2 separate regions of the Homo sapiens genome follow, and region 2 is linked to region 1. A link is an interaction called in ENCODE POLR2A ChIA-PET data of the cell type or tissue named here. Cell type or tissue: K562. All regions are shown on one strand. Links, peaks and the distances in the headings refer to the core of each region. The heading gives the core; the rest is flanking DNA. Region 1 holds the start of ITGA7 (integrin subunit alpha 7). Region 2 overlaps SUOX (sulfite oxidase).

Region 1 (11,620 bases), core at 6,621-11,620:
TGGGGAGCACCCACCAGCAGCCTGCAAGATGGGGCAGGGGCAGGGACAGGGACAGGAGTTAGAGGTCAGAATGACCCAATCTCATTAGAGCTGCCCAGGCCCAACCCCTCAGTACTAAAGAGAGTGTTCAAGGACTAAAGAGAAGGGGCAAATGTCAGTTTTCTCAAACCCTGGCAAGGACAAATTAATATGCTTGGTCATGCAGTCATCACGTTGCATGTACATACTATCTGGATAAGGGATCAACATACACAGTAGATACACACACACACACACACACACACATACACGCCAACCCAAGCAGCCAGGCCAACAGTGCTGGTTTGAAAGAACTGCCTGTTCCCAGCACCTGTTCCTGAGTAGGCCTTCCCTATCCCCTCCTTGGCCCCATCCCCAAGCTCTGCCCTGCTCCCCAACCCAGTCCAGTTGAAACCCAGCCAGAAATGCCAAGAATGCTGGGAGCAAAAGTAACAGGGCCCCAGACTGGCATCAGAGTGTGGCTCAGGGACCAGCTTCAGAGGCCAGGCAAGAGGCTAGATACGGACCCACTGCCCCCTCATCAGGGACCCAGCAAAGACCCCACCTCCCAGAAGCTGTGCCAGCCCAGGATTCCATCAGTCACTCTGGCTGGCATGGAGGTAGGGACAAGTTTCTCCTTCTGCCTCCAATGCTACCCCATTCTCTTCCCGACATCCTGAATCCCCTTCCCCATCCTTCCTTCTCCCCATGTCCATGATTTCTCCTTCCCTTCCACCCCCACCCAGTCTTCTCTCCTGCCTCCCCCTCAGCCTCTTTCCCAGCTACAACTTTCTTGGCAGGACAATTTTCCATGATCACAGCCAAGCCGTCTTCCCCAGGGGAGCACAGTGCTGGGAATGGAGGCTGCCTGGGTCCCCTGGGGCTGAACCCCCAAGCCAGAGTGAAGGCGGGGGTGAGGTAAGATGACTGACACCCAGCTGGCTCCATGGGTCCTCTCTTTGCAGAAGGAGAGACTCAGAAGTGGCAGTGGGACAAACCTCAACGCCTCTCTCCCACACTCTTCTCCTCCATCTCCCTTCCTGGGGGGCAAGGCCCAAAACCATGTTAGGCAGTATTACAGACAGGCATCTGTGGGGCACTGTGCCAGCTCTGATGGGGTGGAGGGGGAGGGCAGAGAGCCATTCTTCCTTCCCACAACTCCTCCTCATCTCTTAGCAGCTGCCATCCCTTGTCAGAGCCAGTGTCAAGACAGAGAAGGGGTATAGGGAGTAGTAGAGAAGAGAAGACACATTTGGCATTCAACTACTTATTGAGAGTCTATTGTATGCCAAGCCCTGTGTCAGGCGCTGGTGAGACAAGGAAATCATATTTATTCAGCACCTACTATGACGTCAGATCCGAGGCTAGACACCAGGGATATAAGAAACTAACATTCATCACTGTCCACATATGTGCCAAGCACCAGGATAGGCAAGTCACATGCATTATGTCATTTAATCATCAGAACAATCCTATGAGATAAGGATTCTTTTCTTGTCTTTCAGATGAGAAAACTCACTCAAAGACATTAAGCAGTGATGCTGGAATTCAAATCCACATGGGCCTAACTCCAACACTTTGTCACTCCACCCAGTGACTGACCTGTCTCTAGAACACTGAGACCACCCCAGAAAGGGAAGGAGAGAGTGGGGAGATGAGGGTACCCTGGGCAGAAAAGGAAACGGGGTGATACAGCCCTGCATAAATAAATGGCAACCTTCAGGCAAGTCAGCAGTACCCCCAGCCTCCAAACATAGAAGTGGCCATCTCTCTGAGTGTCGGGGCTGTCTTTTCATCTTTGTGCTTGCCCCATAGGGAGTGTCAGAATGTGTTTACTGAACACACACATTTTGTGGACTCATAGAGATACCCAGTGTCACAGCTGGTCAGTGCATAGCTAAGCACCCAGATAAGTTATCCTTGTTCTATGTTCACATCTCCTCTGGAGGCCAAAAGTAGGGAGGAGGGGAGGGGCCCATGTGGAAGAAAGAAGCTGAGTGCATAGATATGCCCAGTCCGCTCTTGGTGGAGAAGAGACCAATCGATCCTTAGTGGAACAAGAGCACCCAGCAGCATCCTCTCTAGTCCCTCCACCTCTGGTCCAGCCACACACACTCCTTCCTGGCTTCATGCCATACGCCCTAACCACCCCAGTCTTCTGGACAGCCACAGTGTAGCCACTGCAGAGAGAAAAGCAAAAAAAAAAAAAAAAAAGTGTTGGCAGCTGGGGGGCAGAGGGACCCCCTGGGAGCTCAGCTAAGTGAAGACAAAGGAGTAGCCCACGACCACTGCACTTCTCGATTCTCCACACACTCCAGGGCCCCAGCCCAAGTCCAGCCCCTCTTTGGCCCCTCTCAATCTGGGTGGCCCTCTGGGGAGGATGCTTGGCCTGGAAGGCTGGCTCAGCCAGGGAGGCCCTCTAGCCAAGCCTTTGGATCCAGAATCTCTGTAAGGCGCTCTGTGAATCACAATACAAGAATAGCAATACTACTAACACTTCACAGCACTCACTGCGGGCTATGCACTATTCTAAGCATTTTATATATATTAAGAACTCTTAATCTGCACAACAACCCTATGTAGTAATACTATGTTTATATCCTTTTTACAGTTGAGGGAAGTAAATGAGGCTGGAACCACACAGCAAAGGTTAGACCTTAAAGTCTCATCCCAGAGCTAGACTAAAAGACATCAAAACAGGCAAGAAGTTTTTTTCATCAGTGAGTGCTAAGGCAGGCCACCTGCAACTCAAAAGCTAGGGACTGAGCAGGTGCCTGGCCTCTCACATACCCCCCGCCCCCCAGCAGCAGAGCACCCCCTGCTGGAGCAAAAGCAGGGTGAGGCAGTCAGGCCCTCTGGGAAAGGCCCCAGCTTGGCTCTGGGAGACGGAACCAGGGGCCACCTTCAGAGAGGAGGGGGAAATGACAAGAGACCAAGCTATTAAAAATAACCTAGAATTTGCCTGGAAATAGCTTAGAGAGTTCAGCATGTCCTAAAAAGGCCTCCAGTCCTCGAACTCTGACAGATGGAGAAGGAGGGAGGAAGGGAGGGAGGGAGCAAAGGTGAATGAGGAAGCAGATGGTAAACAGAAGAGGAGATGAAGTCCGTTGCTTTCTATCTCTCCCAAAGTTTTGGGGACCACCGACCCTGCTACCAGATGATAGGGATAATGGAAGAAGAAAGATTAGAGCTAGGCCCCCACTCCCCAAGCAAGTGAGGAGAAATGAGCTCTTGTCCCTGCCCCCTGCCCCCAGACCGACAGTAGAGGCAGAAGACAGTCCCAGTGGACAGCATTGATCCCAGTAATGGATACTTAATGTGGCTTAGGCACTGGTTGAAGAGAGAAAAGCCCCCTAGCAGGAGCAGGTGAGAAGCTTTCTTCACCTCTGGCCTCCCTTTTTACAATCAGACATGTAGCAAGAGCCAAGGATACAGGCAACATGACCAGTCACAGGCCCCTCACAAAAGTATATCCATCTCCCATGGGTCCTGAACTGATTAGAAAAAATTAGAATTGTCCTCCACCCCTTACTCCTCCTGGCCCTTCCCAGCTGCTGAGATTCCTGGAGTTGGAAATTTGCTAAGGAGGAGGAAGGGGAGCAGCCTGGCCAGCATCCTTCCTGGATCTCTCTCACTGCTACAGCTGCTGCGGCTACTACTACTGCTACTAGTACTTTGAGGGTTCAGTTTGCTGCCACTCTCTATCACCAAGCCACCTACTGCAGGTTGGCAGACCTGCAGATCCTCTCCCAATCTTCCCGTGGTCTTAAGCCACAGAAGTGGAAGCTCTCTCCTGGCCTTCCAGTGCCCTGCTGCCCTCATTCCATCCATGGCAATGCTCTAGCAGGAAGTTATTTCTGGAGTCTGCCCTGCATGCATCCCTCTCATGGCACCCTCAACTTCTATGTCCTTTCCATCTCCTCCCATTCTAAGCAGAGACAGACAGTCTCCCTCCCTTGGGGAATTCAGCCCTTGGAAGAAGCAGGGGAGCCAGAGGCCCTGGGGCTGGATCAAGGATGCAAGTTGGGGGAAAGGCCCAGAAGAAGGAGATGGTTCGCTGCCAAGACAAGAACCTTGCTTTCCAACTCATCCCTAAAGCAAAATACTGGTCTCAGGGCCGGGAAGTGCAGCTTCAGACGCAAGCCAGATGAGGCAAGGCTCCAGGTTGGGATGTGGGATGTCTGTGGGCAGTCTAGGTCTTGGTGGGGCTAGAAAACAGAGAAATGAGGAGGCCCACAGAGTGGGGAGGGGGACGATCTGTGGCTCGGGCATGGCGACTCTGGGCGGGTGCGGTGACTCACCAGCTCTGGGGTCGGGGCTGCAACTGCCGGTGCAGGGCCACAGAGAAGCCGAAGAGGCTGCCTGGCTCGCCCTCCTTGCGCAAGGCACCCATCACGTCCAGATTGAAGGCGACAGCCCGTGAGAAGAGCAGTTCGACGAGCAGGGAGCCAAAAAGGTAGCAAATCCCGGAGGCCCCCCAAGGGTCGCGGCTCCGAGCCCCGGCCATGGGACGATCCCTGCGCGAGCTCCCAGCGAATGCAAGGGAAATCTCGCACGCCCCAAGCCCCAGGTCCCCCCAGGCGCGTCTCTGGTCTCCAAAGTCTCGTTGGTCTTTCAGACGTCTCCCAGACGTTCGCCCCGCCAGCCCTCCCGCCCGCCCGCCGCTCCGCCACCCCGCCGCCCCAGCACCGGCTAGGACAACTACAGCAGCCGCAGCTCCGGCGCCCACTCCGGCTCCCGCCTCCTCTCCCGGGGACGCCACTCAGGCCCCGCCTCCGGCCCCGCCCCTCGCTCCCGCGGCAGGTGGAGACCCAAGCCCGTCTCCAAGGGGATGCCCAGGCTGGTGGCTGGGATGGAAACTAGCCTTGCTGACCCCCCACCACCACGCCCCCCAAGCCCAGCACCGTCTCCGGCTCCGCCCCTGCGCGGCGCTCTCCTCCCCTTCTCCCCCAACCCCATCCCCACCCCGGGAGTGGTGGAGGCGGCGCCTTGGAATGCGGAGGGAGAGAAGTACAGATAGAAAGAGAGGGGCTGAAACAGAGGAAGGAGGGTAAGAGATGAGAAGTTGGGAAGACGCTAAAAGACAACCTGGGAAGAGAGATGTGCAGATAGAGAGGAAATGAAAGGGGAGCCGTCCTGGGCCTGGGTGCAGCGTGGCATCTTAGTGCTCCCTGTTCCCCCATGGTCACATAGAGCACTCTTTCTGCTGTTGGGATCAGACCGCTGCCCTCCCCCATCCTATCCCATCCCCCGCCCCCAGCCCGGCAATGACCACAGCAGTGCTAGCCACATCGTCAGGATTCAAGGGAACAGAGAAAAAGAGGCAAGAAGAGAGAGAGAAACTCGGGAGATACGGGGAGCAAATGGAGAAATGGAAAAAGGAAAGGAATAGAGAGGAAGAAAGAAGGGCAAGAGATTAATTGACAAGGGATGGAATGAAGGGAGAAAAGAAAACGACTGGGGATGATTACAGGAAGAGGAAATTAAGCAGTGGGGAGGGGAGTGGGTGTCAAAGAAGGCAAAGATGAAAGAGACTGGACCCAAGAGGCAGAGGGATGTAAAGGGTGTCCCCAGCTACCAGACCCGTCCCAGGACTGCACATTTCCTATCCATGAAAGGGGATGGGAGGGGGCAGAGTCCTGGACTGGCTCAGCAGGACCTGGGTGGGGCTGAGATGGGATCTCCACAGGGACCCATTGGCCTGTCCCTCTTCCTCTCCCTTTCCCTCAGGCTGGGACAGAGGCAAGGGGGTGGGGGGACACTTTCCAACTCTCTGCTATTTATAACTCCGATACAGAAATGGGGCCAGAAGGAGAGACAGGAAATAATTTGGCATAATGGGAACCTCGAATGCTCCCACTTCCCCTTCCTACTCCCCTTGCTTACTGGTGTTGGTCTTGTGAATATACATCTGTCCATCTTCCCTTCTCTCTCTCACTATCTGATTTTGTCTCATCCCAAATTCTATTTTGTCATCATTCTTGTCTCTGCCACACTTGGAATCTTTCTCAGAGTATTTCTCAATGTTTCTAGTGTTGTCTCTGCCCTTCAAACACTATCATATTCTTACGATTCTTTCTTCTCTTTCCCTTTCTTAAAAGTTCCAATAAGTGTCCTACCTCCTTCCTCTTCCTGTGTTCTGTCTTTCCTACTTCATTGTTCAGGATTATACTTCTTTGAAAACAAAAAAAAAGTGGGTTCTTACTCTGCTGCCCTGGGACAGTCTTTGCCTTGGATAAGTTAACAGACATTTGGAAGTCTGGCCCTCTGTTTTCCAATACTACACCTGTGGCTATCCCCTCCAGAGCACTAACACATCTCTAAACAGGTACTATAAGGAAATACATATGCTGTCAGCAGGGCTGGCACCAGGATTCTACTTTCACCATGCCCTCCCCATCCTTTTTAATATCTCAGAGCCCCAGACAGTAGAGAAGAGCTGACATGGGAATGCAGAATTGCAAAATTAGGACAGAACTGGGACTACTGACTCCCTGCCCAGGTCCCCCCGCCCCCGACCCAGCTCAAAATGCCTTTAGAGCCCAAGCTGCCTCCTATCTGCACCTGCAGCTTCTGCCTGTCTCCATTCCCACTCCACTGGCTTCTGTGATCCAGGGCTGAAATCAGATGCCAAGAATCTGCTTCTGACCTCCTCTCTCCAAATATTTGAGAAGTCACCTCACCACCACAGGAGGAAAGATCAGGAAAGAAGAGAGAGAGAGGCCACCCAAAATTAGCCTGGCTATAAATAGAGGGGCAAAGGAGGGAGGGGAACACACAAGAGCGTGCTAGACCAGCCTAGTAAATTTAGACATGTAGATTTCTCTCAAGGAGAAATGAGACCAGAATGTTGGAGTGGAAGATAATATCGTAGGTGAAGAGGGAAATTAAGAAACTAGACGGGGCCGGGCGCGGTGGCTCACGCCTATAATCCCAGCACTTTGGGAGGCCGAAGCAGGCGGATCACCTGAGATCAGAAGTTCAAGACCAGCCGGACCAACACGGTGAAACCCTGTCTCTACTAAAAATACAAAAATTAGCCGGGTGTGGTGGCGGGTACCTGTAATCCCAGCTACTCCAGAGACTGAGGCACAAGAATCACTTAAACCCAGGAGACGGAGGTTGCAGTGAGCTGAGATGGCACCACTGCACTCCAGCCTGGGTGACAGAGACTCCACATCAGAAAAAAAGAAAAAAAAAAGAAACTAGAAGGATCCAGAGAATGCGGTAAGCTCAATATTAAAATAAATAAACTGTTAGAGAACTTCTTGTATTTCAGTCAAGAGCTTAGGAATTAGTTAAATTAAAAATTAATGCTGAGCTGGGCACAGTGGCTCATGCCTGCAATCCCAGCACTTTGAGAGGCCAAGGCAGGAGGATCACTTGAGCCCAGGAGTTGGAGACCAGCCTGGGCAACATAGGGAGACCCCCATCTCTACAAAAAATAGAAAAGTTAGCCAAATCTGTGGTCCCAGCTACTCAGGAGGCTAGGCGGGAGTGTCACTTGAGCCCAGGAGGTGAAGGCTGCAGTGAGCCATGATCTTGCCACTGCACTCCAGCCTGGGTGATAGAGTGAGACCCTGTCTCCAAACAAAAAATGCTGAAACTGTATTATTCCACTCGCATACCATTCTCAAAATGACAAAACTATAGAAATGAAGACCAGATTACTGGCTGCCAGGGGACAAGGATGGAGGGGGGTGGGGACAAACATAAAGGAATAGCACAAGGGGGTTCCTTTGTGGTGATGGGTTTTGTATCTTGATTGTGGTGGTGATTATCCAAATCTATACAAGATATAAAACTGCACAGAACTACAAACAAACAAATAAATGCATGTAAAAAATGGTGAAAACTGAGTGAGGTCTGCAGGCCAGTTAACAATACTGTACCAATATCAACTTTTTGGTTTTGATTTTATGCTACAGTTACATAAGATGTCACCATTAGGGGAAACTGAGTGAAAGGTACACAAGACTTCATGTGCTATTTTTACAACTTCCTCTGATCTATAATTATTTCAAAATAATTTCCAAGCCAGACATGGTAATCCCAGCACTTTGGGAGGGAGGGAGGTGGATCACTTGAGGTCAGGAGTTTGAGACCAGCCTGGCCAATATGACAAAAACCCATCTCTACTAAAAATACAAAAATCAGCTGGGCGTGGTGGTACACACCTGTAATCCCAGCTACTCAGGAGGCTGAGGCACAAGAATCGCTTGAACCCAGAAGGCGGAGCCTGCAGTGAGCAGAGATAGCACCACTGCACTCCAGCCTGGGGGACACAGTGAGACTCTGCCTCAAAAAAAAAAAAAAATTTAAAAATTTTGTGCTTCTAAGGATACCACTAACAAAGTAAAATGATAATCCATGGAATAGATTATCCACTCCACTCCATGGAATAGATTAATACACTGTACTTCAGCCTGGGCAACAGAGTGAGACTCTGTCTCAAAAAAAAAGAAAAAGAAAAAGAAATGTGGCTAGTATGACTGAGAAACTGAACTTTTTAAATAAATTAAATGTAAAAATGAAAGATTAATAATCTTTATAAAAATTTCCAAAATTTTAGACGTTGAGAAATGTCCAGATCCAGCCAAGATTTTAGCCCTTTAGCTTTTGTATGAGTGGAAGCTGAGGCTTTCTCCAGCTCCTTCCCTTTTCAACATCTTCTTCCCCACTTTGAGATCAGTATTTTTCAGCTCCCTCAAATCACACTTTTTGCAACTGTTGTCTCTAGCTTACAAGCAAACACTTCCAGAACACACACTTCAGGGCTAACTTCTCCCTCCACCTCATCTGGCAACAGAGCCTTGGAGCTTATGTCCCAAGGTCAGGCTTTTCCGTCCCAACATGCACACCATGAGAACTTTTTTACTTCACTCACCTCTCCAGCACTGGAATCCTTCTGCCTGCCTCTGAATTCTGGTTGTAGTCAAAGCTTGAACCATGGGAGTGGCTGGGAGGAAAAGAACATAAATGTGATTGAGGGAATTCAGTGGGGAAACAGCTTGACCGCTCCGGTCTTTGACGATCCAAAAGAAACCCTTAACACTTGAGAAGGACTGGGAGGTCACTTACCAAAGGGAGCCATTTGGACTGTCTCAAGGGCCCCCTTTCTTTGAGCACTGGCTTCAGGCCAACATTTGGAACTTAGCCACACCACCACCAACCCCCTCTCTTGAAGCCCAGCCAGATCTCCCAGTATGTGAAGCCTTGTCTACTCACTCTGTGTCCTCCCTCAGCCCTCATCCAACCCCTAACAACTCAGCAGCTTCCAGCCCTGTTTGGCCCAGCCAGTCAGTTTGGAGCTTGCTAATTAAAGCTAACTCTGAAAGAGACCTCAAAAGAAGAGGGAAATGAGTGAAGAAAGGAGTGTGGAGTTGCATTCATTCAGTCCAAGGGAAAATAATCTGAGTAGGAAATCGTAAGGAGAGGTGAGCAGAAAGAGACTTCAAATTTCAAGAGTCATTCTCCAGATAGATATGTATGCGACTTGTGTCCATCTCTACCAAGGACAAGTGAAGCTGAGCTTCAACTGCAGCAGAAACTAAGGTTAGACAGTGAACAATAAAGGCCCAGAAAAAGAACAGATGGAGGATAACCCTAGAGAGATCAGATGGGGACACTAGATACAGATACCCCATGTCCTCTGCTCAGCTCTAGGGCAAAGGAACAGCCAGTGTGTGGGAGAGAAGGGAGAGGCTAATGTCTGCAGAATCCTGGCAGTCTCTACACCGATTGTGAAAATGTCAGGCAGTTGTGCCAAGAAGGGTGAGGGTAATACAGGATGGGCCTGACACTCTCCCTGAGTTGGCCTAATCTTAACATTTAGACTCACTTTTGAGACCCCCCCAACACTAACCCCCATTAGCCCTCACCCTCTGTTTCACTTATCCCATGTCACCATTATCTTGACACTTCCAACCCATGTCCTTCTCTTCCAGGCCCCACAGCTCTGGAGGTGAGGCACCAGGCATTTCCAATCTGCCTCTATTTTGCTTGCTCACTGCAGTTGGAAGCTGGAGCCAGAGAGTGGGGAGGACAGAGCCAGGCTGCTCTGTGATGCTCTCACTCTTCCCACTTCTATTGATTAGCCCTTCTCTGGAGCAGAGCCTCTTCTCAAACACTCCTCCCCTGCCAGGATTCTCTACAGCTCATGCCCAGCAAGCTAGAGGGGCATAATGATTAGAGACAGAGAGATTCCCAGAAAAGTGCTCTGGGTCTACCCTCCTGGGGTCTCAACTGTGGTTTATGCAGTATACAGCGGTAAGACTCAGGCTCTGGAGTCAGATAGCCTGGATTTGTATCCTAGCTCTACCACTAATGAACTCTATTACTTAACTGCCTTGTACCTCAGATTCTTCATCTGCAAATTTGGGATACTCGTAATAATATTTCACAGAACTGTTCTAGGGATTAAATGAATACATACATGTAAAGTGCTTGACTATGATGAGTACTAAGAAATGTTTAGAAAGAAGATACAGTACACATATAATTTAGACACATACACACAGTATCTAACGTTTTTATTAGAATTTTTATTTTGGCACTTAAAATGTTTTGCTTTATGCTGCCACTTAAGCATTTCATGTGCTTCTCCTCACTAATCCTTTGACAGTTGCACATCTCCCAGGATTTGGGATGCTATTCTGCAAATAGTTGAATGAATCATTGATCAGTAATTCTCAAATCTTACTCAGAAAATTCAAGAATGTTTTCTTCTAATGCAATCAGCACCCATTTCTCCTCCCCCTGCAAGTAAATATAATGACGTCAACTTCAACTATGCCAATGAATCACAAAATGAGAGAATGCCAAAGCTGGAAATAGTTTTAGATATGGTTTAGCCCAGTGAGTTTCAACCCTGGATACACATTAGAATCACCAGAACAGCTTTTAAAATATACTGATAAGGCCAGGCACGGTGGCTCACACCTGTAATCCCAGCACTTTGGGAGGCCGAGGCGGGCAGATTACCTGAGGTCAGGAGTTCAAGACCAGTCTAACCAACACGGTGAAATGCCATCTCTACTAAAAATACAAAAATTAGGCCGGGCGCGGTGGCTCACGCCTGTAATCCCAGCACTTTGGGAGGCCGAGGCGGGCGGATCACGAGGTCAGGAGATCGAGACCATCCCGGCTAAAACGGTGAAACCCCGTCTCTACTAAAAATACAAAAAAAAAAAATTAGCCGGGCGTAGTGGCGGGCGCCTGTAGTCCCAGCTACTTGGGAGGCTGAGGCAGGAGAATGGCGTGAACCCGGGAGGCGGAGCTTGCAGTGAGCCGAGATCCCGCCACTGCACTCCAGCCTGGGCGACAGAGCGAGACTCCGTCTCAAAAAAAAAAATACAAAAATTAGTCAGGTGTGGTGGCACATGCCTGTAATCCCAGCTACTCAGGAGGCTGAGGCAGGAGAATCGCTTGAACCTGGGAGGTGGAGGTTGCAGTCAGCTGAGATCATGCCACTGCACTCCAGCCTAGGCGACAGAGCGAGACTCTGTCTCAAAAATAATAATAATTTTATATATACATATATACATATACATACATATATACACATATATACGTATACATACATATATACACATATATACGT
Region 2 (6,220 bases), core at 873-5,872, 290 kb after region 1:
CTGGTGGGCCGGCACTGCTGGGGGACCCAGTACACCCTCCGCAGCTGCTGGCCCAGGTGGTAAGCCCCTCATTGCCCGGGGCCGGCAGGGCCAGCCGGCTGCTCCGTGTGCGGGGCCTGCCAAGCCCACGCCCACCCGGAACTCCAGCTGGCCCGCAAGCTCCGCGCTCAGCCCCGGTTCCCGCTCGCACCTCTCCCTCCACACCTCCCTGCAAGCTGAGGGAGCCGACTCTGGCCTTGGCCAGCCCAGAAAGGGGCTCCCACAGTGCAGCGGCGAGCTGAAGGGCTCCTCAAGTGCCGCCAAAGTGGGAGCCCAGGCAGAGGAGGCACCGAGAGTGAGCAAGGGCTGTGAGGACTGCCAGCACAATGTCACTTCTCACTAGGATTATAAGGGTGAGCCACCACACCCAGCTCTTTTATTACAGTATAATGTTATAATTTTTTTCTTTTTCTTTGTTTTTTTTTTGAGACGTTTGAGACGGAGTCTCACTCTGTCGCCCAGGCTGGAGTGCAGTGGCGCGATCTCGGCTCACTGCAACCTCCGCCTCCTGGGTTCACGCCATTCTCCTGTCTCCGGAGTAGCAGGGACTACAGGCGCCCGCCGCCAAGCCCGGCTAATTTTTTTTTTTCTATTTTTAGTAGAGATGAGGTTTCGCCGCGTTAGCCAGGATGGTTTCGATCTCCTGACATCGTGATCTGCCCGTCTCAGCCTCCCAAAGTGCTGGGATTACAGGCGTAAGCCACTGCGCCGGGCTAATTTTTCTATTTTGTTATTGTTGTTAATCTCTCTTTTTTTTTTTTTTTTTTTTTTTTGAGATGGAGTCTCTCTCTGTTGCCCAGACTGGAGAGCAGTGGCGTGATCTCAGCTCACTGCAACCTCCACCTCCCAGGTTCAGGTGATTCTCCTGCCTCAGCCTCCCGAGTAGCTGGGGTTACAGGCACGTGTCACCATGCCTGGCTTATTTTTGAATTTTTGTAGAGACAGGTTTTCCCCATTTTGGCCAGGCTGGTCTCAAACTCCTGACCTCAGGTGATTTGCCCGCCTCAGCCTCCCAAAGTGCTGGGATTACAGACGTGAGCCACTGCGCCGGGCATTGTTGTTAATCTCTTACTGTGGGTAATTTAGTAATTAAACTATAAGAGGTATGTATGTATGGGGGAAAAAACAGTAATATAGGGTTTGGTGCAATCTGTGGTTTCAAACATCTACTGGGGGTCGTAGAACATATCCCCAGTGGATAAGGGGGTACTACTGTACTTGTTGGCTCTTCATGTTAGCTCTGCTAGGCAGATGTCATTTCAGAGATGAGGAAGCAAGTTCAGAACGGCTTGGAATCTTGCTCAGGAAATCGGGCTGGTTAATGAATAACAAGAGATCCAGTTTCACAAACCCAAGGCATTTTGCCCCCAGAATCTGGGCTTCTTCACCCATTTAGGCTGTCACTACTTTTTTTTCACTTTTTTATCCCTGTTTAAGTCAGTCTGACCCACAGTTGTCCTCTGCTGACTTCAGAAATAATAATCTGGCCAGTAGACATTTGGTTTCGGTCCTTTAGGCCCTTCGCCCCAGGCATCGTTCTCTATGGTGGACAAAGTTCAGAATGGAAGATGGGAGAAAGGTGATTCTGATTCTAGAAGCACCCATCCCTCCTACCCCATTCCCCACCCGCATTACCTGCCATCCTGTCAGCACAGTCTGTCTCTGAAGTGCTCCAAGTTTTCTCTAAGGGCCCATTTGGACTCCCACTCTCAAGACTCCTCACTTGCCCAGAAAGCTCCTTGCTGACCTTCTCTGTGTCTTCCTCTCACCCATTCCCTTAGGCCTCCCTAATATCCCCTCCCAGGGTCTCCCTATCTTGATCCCAGAATCTTCCTTCTACAGGTCTGCTACAATGCTGCTGCTGCACAGAGCTGTGGTCCTCAGGCTCCAACAGGCCTGCAGGTAGGCCAGCCCATCCCAGGACTTGCCTCCTAGCCCCTATCTGCCACCCTTAGTGTCTTTTACAATGTCATACCTTGCAAATAAGACAGTTGAGAGAGTGTGTCCAGGGAGGACAGAGAAAGCCAGATCCCACTTTTCCCACCTATCCCTGGAGAAACTAAGTTCCAACTTAAGGAACCAATGGCCAACCAGGGAGAAAGAAGTAGACCCCAAGCCTTCACTAGCCCTTTCACATGACCATACGTGCTACTAAGACCGACCTCTCTTCCAGACTCAAGTCAATCCCCTCAAGGATCTGCATTCAGGCCTGCTCCACAAATGATTCATTTCAGCCCCAGCGCCCCAGCCTCACCTTCTCTGGTGATAACTCCAGCACCCAGGGATGGAGAGTCATGGGGACCCTATTAGGTCTCGGTGCAGTGTTGGCCTATCAGGACCATCGGTGTAGGGTAAGTAGGGAAAGTGCTTCATTGTCAGAACAGACTGGGTGCAGTGGCTCACGCCTGTTATCCCAGCACTATAGGAGGCCAAGGTGGGTGGGTCACTTGAGGTTAGGAGTTTGAGACCAGCCTGGGCAACATGGCAAAACCCCATCTCTAGTAAAAATTAGCCAGGTGTGGTGGTACATACCTGTAATCTCAGCTACTTGAGAGGCTGAGACACAAGAATCACTTAAACCCAGGAGGCTAAGTCTGCAGTGAGCCAAGATCAAGATCAGGCCACTGCTCTCCAGCCTGGGTGACAGAGTGAGACTCCATCTCAAAAAAAAAAAAAAAATTGTCAGAATAAAGGAATCAGTCCTAGTAAACTCCACAGGCAACCCAGGCTGTGACCCATGTTCTTGTAGTTACCACAGAGTTCACAGTGACGCAGTCTTCATGCACAGTGGAGATGAAATCTGCTAATCTGCTACCTTCGCTTCCCAGTGGCCAACACCGTGGGTTGGGTCAGGGTGAGCTCAAGTGATTTCTTCTTATTCTTCTTCATTTTTTCTTTTTTTTTTTTTTGAGATGGAGTTTCACTCTTGTTGCCCAGGCTGGAGTGCAATGGCATGATCTCAGCTCACCACAACCTCCACCTCCCGGGTTCAAGTGATTCTCCTGCCTCAGCCTCCCAAGTAGCTGGGATTACAGGCATGCACCACCATGCCCAGCTAATTTTGTATTTTTAGTAGAGACAGGGCTTCTCCATGTTGGTCAAGCTGGTCTTGAACTCCCGACCTTATGTGATCCGCCCACCTCGGCCTCCCAAAGTGCTGGGATTACAGTTGTGAGTCACCACGCCCGACCAAGTGATTTCTTCTTAATAGTCTCTTCCCTTTTATCTTACTCCTTCCCTGCCAATAGGCTGCTCAGGAGTCAACACACATATACACTAAGGAGGAAGTGAGTTCCCACACCAGCCCTGAGACTGGGATCTGGGTGACTCTGGGCTCTGAGGTCTTTGATGTCACAGAATTTGTGGACCTACATCCAGGGGGGCCTTCAAAGCTGATGCTAGCAGCTGGGGGTCCCCTAGAGCCCTTCTGGGCCCTCTATGCTGTTCACAACCAGTCCCATGTGCGTGAGTTACTGGCTCAGTACAAGATTGGGGAGCTGAATCCTGAAGACAAGGTAGCCCCCACCGTGGAGACCTCTGACCCTTATGCTGATGATCCTGTACGTCACCCAGCCCTGAAGGTCAACAGCCAGCGGCCCTTTAATGCAGAGCCTCCCCCTGAGCTGCTGACAGAAAACTACATCACACCCAACCCTATCTTCTTCACCCGGAACCATCTGCCTGTACCTAACCTGGATCCAGACACCTATCGCTTACACGTAGTAGGAGCACCTGGGGGTCAGTCACTGTCTCTTTCCCTGGATGACTTGCACAACTTTCCCAGGTACGAGATCACAGTCACTCTGCAGTGTGCCGGCAACCGACGCTCTGAGATGACTCAGGTCAAAGAAGTAAAAGGTCTGGAGTGGAGAACAGGAGCCATCAGCACTGCACGCTGGGCTGGGGCACGGCTCTGTGATGTGTTAGCCCAGGCTGGCCACCAACTCTGTGAAACTGAGGCCCACGTCTGCTTTGAGGGACTGGACTCAGACCCTACTGGGACTGCCTATGGAGCATCCATCCCTCTGGCTCGGGCCATGGACCCTGAAGCTGAGGTCCTGCTGGCATATGAGATGAATGGGCAGCCTCTGCCACGTGACCACGGCTTCCCTGTGCGTGTGGTGGTTCCTGGAGTGGTGGGTGCCCGCCATGTCAAATGGCTGGGCAGAGTGAGTGTGCAGCCAGAGGAAAGTTACAGCCACTGGCAACGGCGGGATTACAAAGGCTTCTCTCCATCTGTGGACTGGGAGACTGTAGATTTTGACTCTGCTCCATCCATTCAGGAACTTCCTGTCCAGTCGGCCATCACAGAGCCCCGGGATGGAGAGACTGTAGAATCAGGGGAGGTGACCATCAAGGGCTATGCATGGAGTGGTGGTGGCAGGGCTGTGATCCGGGTGGATGTGTCTCTGGATGGGGGCCTAACCTGGCAGGTGGCTAAGCTGGATGGAGAGGAACAGCGCCCCAGGAAGGCCTGGGCATGGCGTCTGTGGCAGTTGAAAGCCCCTGTGCCAGCTGGACAAAAGGAACTGAACATTGTTTGTAAGGCTGTGGATGATGGTTACAATGTGCAGCCAGACACCGTGGCCCCAATCTGGAACCTGCGAGGTGTTCTCAGCAATGCCTGGCATCGTGTCCATGTCTATGTCTCCCCATGAGCATGGAAAGGAGCCACCTCCACCCCTTTCCCCACCCATTAGCCTCACTGCTTCAGAAAAATCTTTCCCACCTTTCAACTTCTTGGATCACAACTCTGGCCTTCCTAAGCCATACCCAAGTACACATATAGCACATTTCACCCAAGGACCTTCCCTCTTTGGACACTATGTTACATACCCCTCTTGGCCTTTGAACCTGTGCCAGGAAGTGTGAGCTGTTACAGCAAGGGGCTAGAAGTGAAAAAAGTAATTCTGGAGACAAGCACTATTTTCTCTTCCTACCCCACCTCCATTTCTAATGCCTACTGCCATCAAGGCCTTGTTTTGCTTTTCTTTTTGGATTGTTCAGAGAAATGTGTGTGGCATGTGTAAGAAAAGTGTATATACTATCTTATACTACCTCTCCAGGTTGCCAGAGAGTTGCGAGGAGAGCAAGGGGCACAACCGTCTCCCTTTATAGTTCTACTTTTCTAATAAATAGTCTGTTTAAGATCATAACTCTTGGGCCTGGGGAGTGAGCCTATTGCAGGAGGAAGGATGCATTTGTACTGGGATGTATAATGAGATTAGACCAAAACAAACAAAACTGGGGAGGAAGACAGAGAGGAAGTAGGCTTGTAGGTTAAGAAGTAGGGCTTCCGGCTGAGCACAGTGGCTCACGCCTGTAATCCCAGCACTTGGGAGGCCAAGGCAGGTGGATCACTTGAGGTCAGGAGTTCGAGACCAGCCTGGCCAACATGGCAAAACCCAGTCTCTACCAAAAATACAAAAATTAGCTGGGTGTGGTGGTGGGTGCCTGTAATCCCAGCTACTTGGGAGGCTGAGGCAGGAGAATCGCTTGAACCAAGGAGGCAGAGGTTGCAGTGAGCCGAGATCACACCCACTACACCCCAGCCTGTGCGACAAAGCGAGATTCTGTCTCAAAAAAAGGGGGGCTTCCTTCTCTGAGGTTTGGCAGTATCTGCAGGGACACCTAGGTGATTGACCTCAGGATACCATGAAGAGAGGAGAGGTGACAAAAACATGTACCCTCCAACTCCTTTCCCCAACAGTTCCAATGCACTTGGCAGGAAAGGCAAAGGGTGCTAGGAGTTTAAAATCAATATTGTCTTAGGAGGTCGTGAAAGCAAAATAAATCTTGAGGCCCCAGAATCACTAAGCTAAAGGGAAAAGTCAAGCTGGGAACTGATTAGGGTAAACCTGCCTCCCATTCAAAGTCATCCCTCTGCTCACTGAGATAAATGCATACCTGATTGCCTTCTTTGAGTGGAATACAACCATTTGCCTCTTTTTTTTTTTTTTTTTTTGTAGAGACAGAGTCTTGCTCTGTCACCCAGACTGGAGTGCAGGAGTGCGGTGGCACGATCTCCGCTCACTGCAACCTCCGTCTCCGGAGTTCAAGCAATTCTGTCTCAGCCTCCCAGGTAGCTGGGACGACAGGCGCACACCGCCACGCCCGGCTAATTTCTTTTGTATTTTAGTAGAGATGGGTTTCACCATGTTGCCCAGGCTGGTCTCGAACT

Evidence for each region. Peaks named below come from ENCODE experiments on the same cell type or tissue, not always from the same donor. Only the 100,000 strongest peaks of a DNase experiment are listed, where the experiment ranks them.
Region 2: POLR2A ChIA-PET joins it to region 1 with 5 read pairs; 5 of 35 experiments call an interaction of 5 or more read pairs at or near these places.

The regions. Positions count from the first base shown.
Region 1 is chr12:55,703,158-55,714,777 of GRCh38, forward strand. ITGA7 (integrin subunit alpha 7) reads right to left here and starts at 4,747. Exons shown (of 25, transcript NM_002206.3): 1 at 4,320-4,747; 2 at 1-21. The coding sequence starts at 4,525. RefSeq lists a silencer at 4,661-4,870. In K562, for the core only: no CTCF peak of the experiment used is centred there; a DNase peak (open chromatin) is centred at 9,232; H3K27me3 peaks cover 195 bases.
Region 2 is chr12:56,000,331-56,006,550 of GRCh38, forward strand. It overlaps SUOX (sulfite oxidase), which reads left to right. Exons shown (of 5, transcript NM_001032386.2): 3 at 1,882-1,941; 4 at 2,213-2,390; 5 at 3,288-5,195. The coding sequence starts at 1,892. The coding sequence ends at 4,697. Among named protein-coding and RNA genes, the nearest start is that of SUOX, 6.2 kb to the left of the region's middle. RefSeq lists silencers at 299-489, 1,195-1,489 and an enhancer at 5,805-6,220. In K562, for the core only: no CTCF peak of the experiment used is centred there; a DNase peak (open chromatin) is centred at 3,320.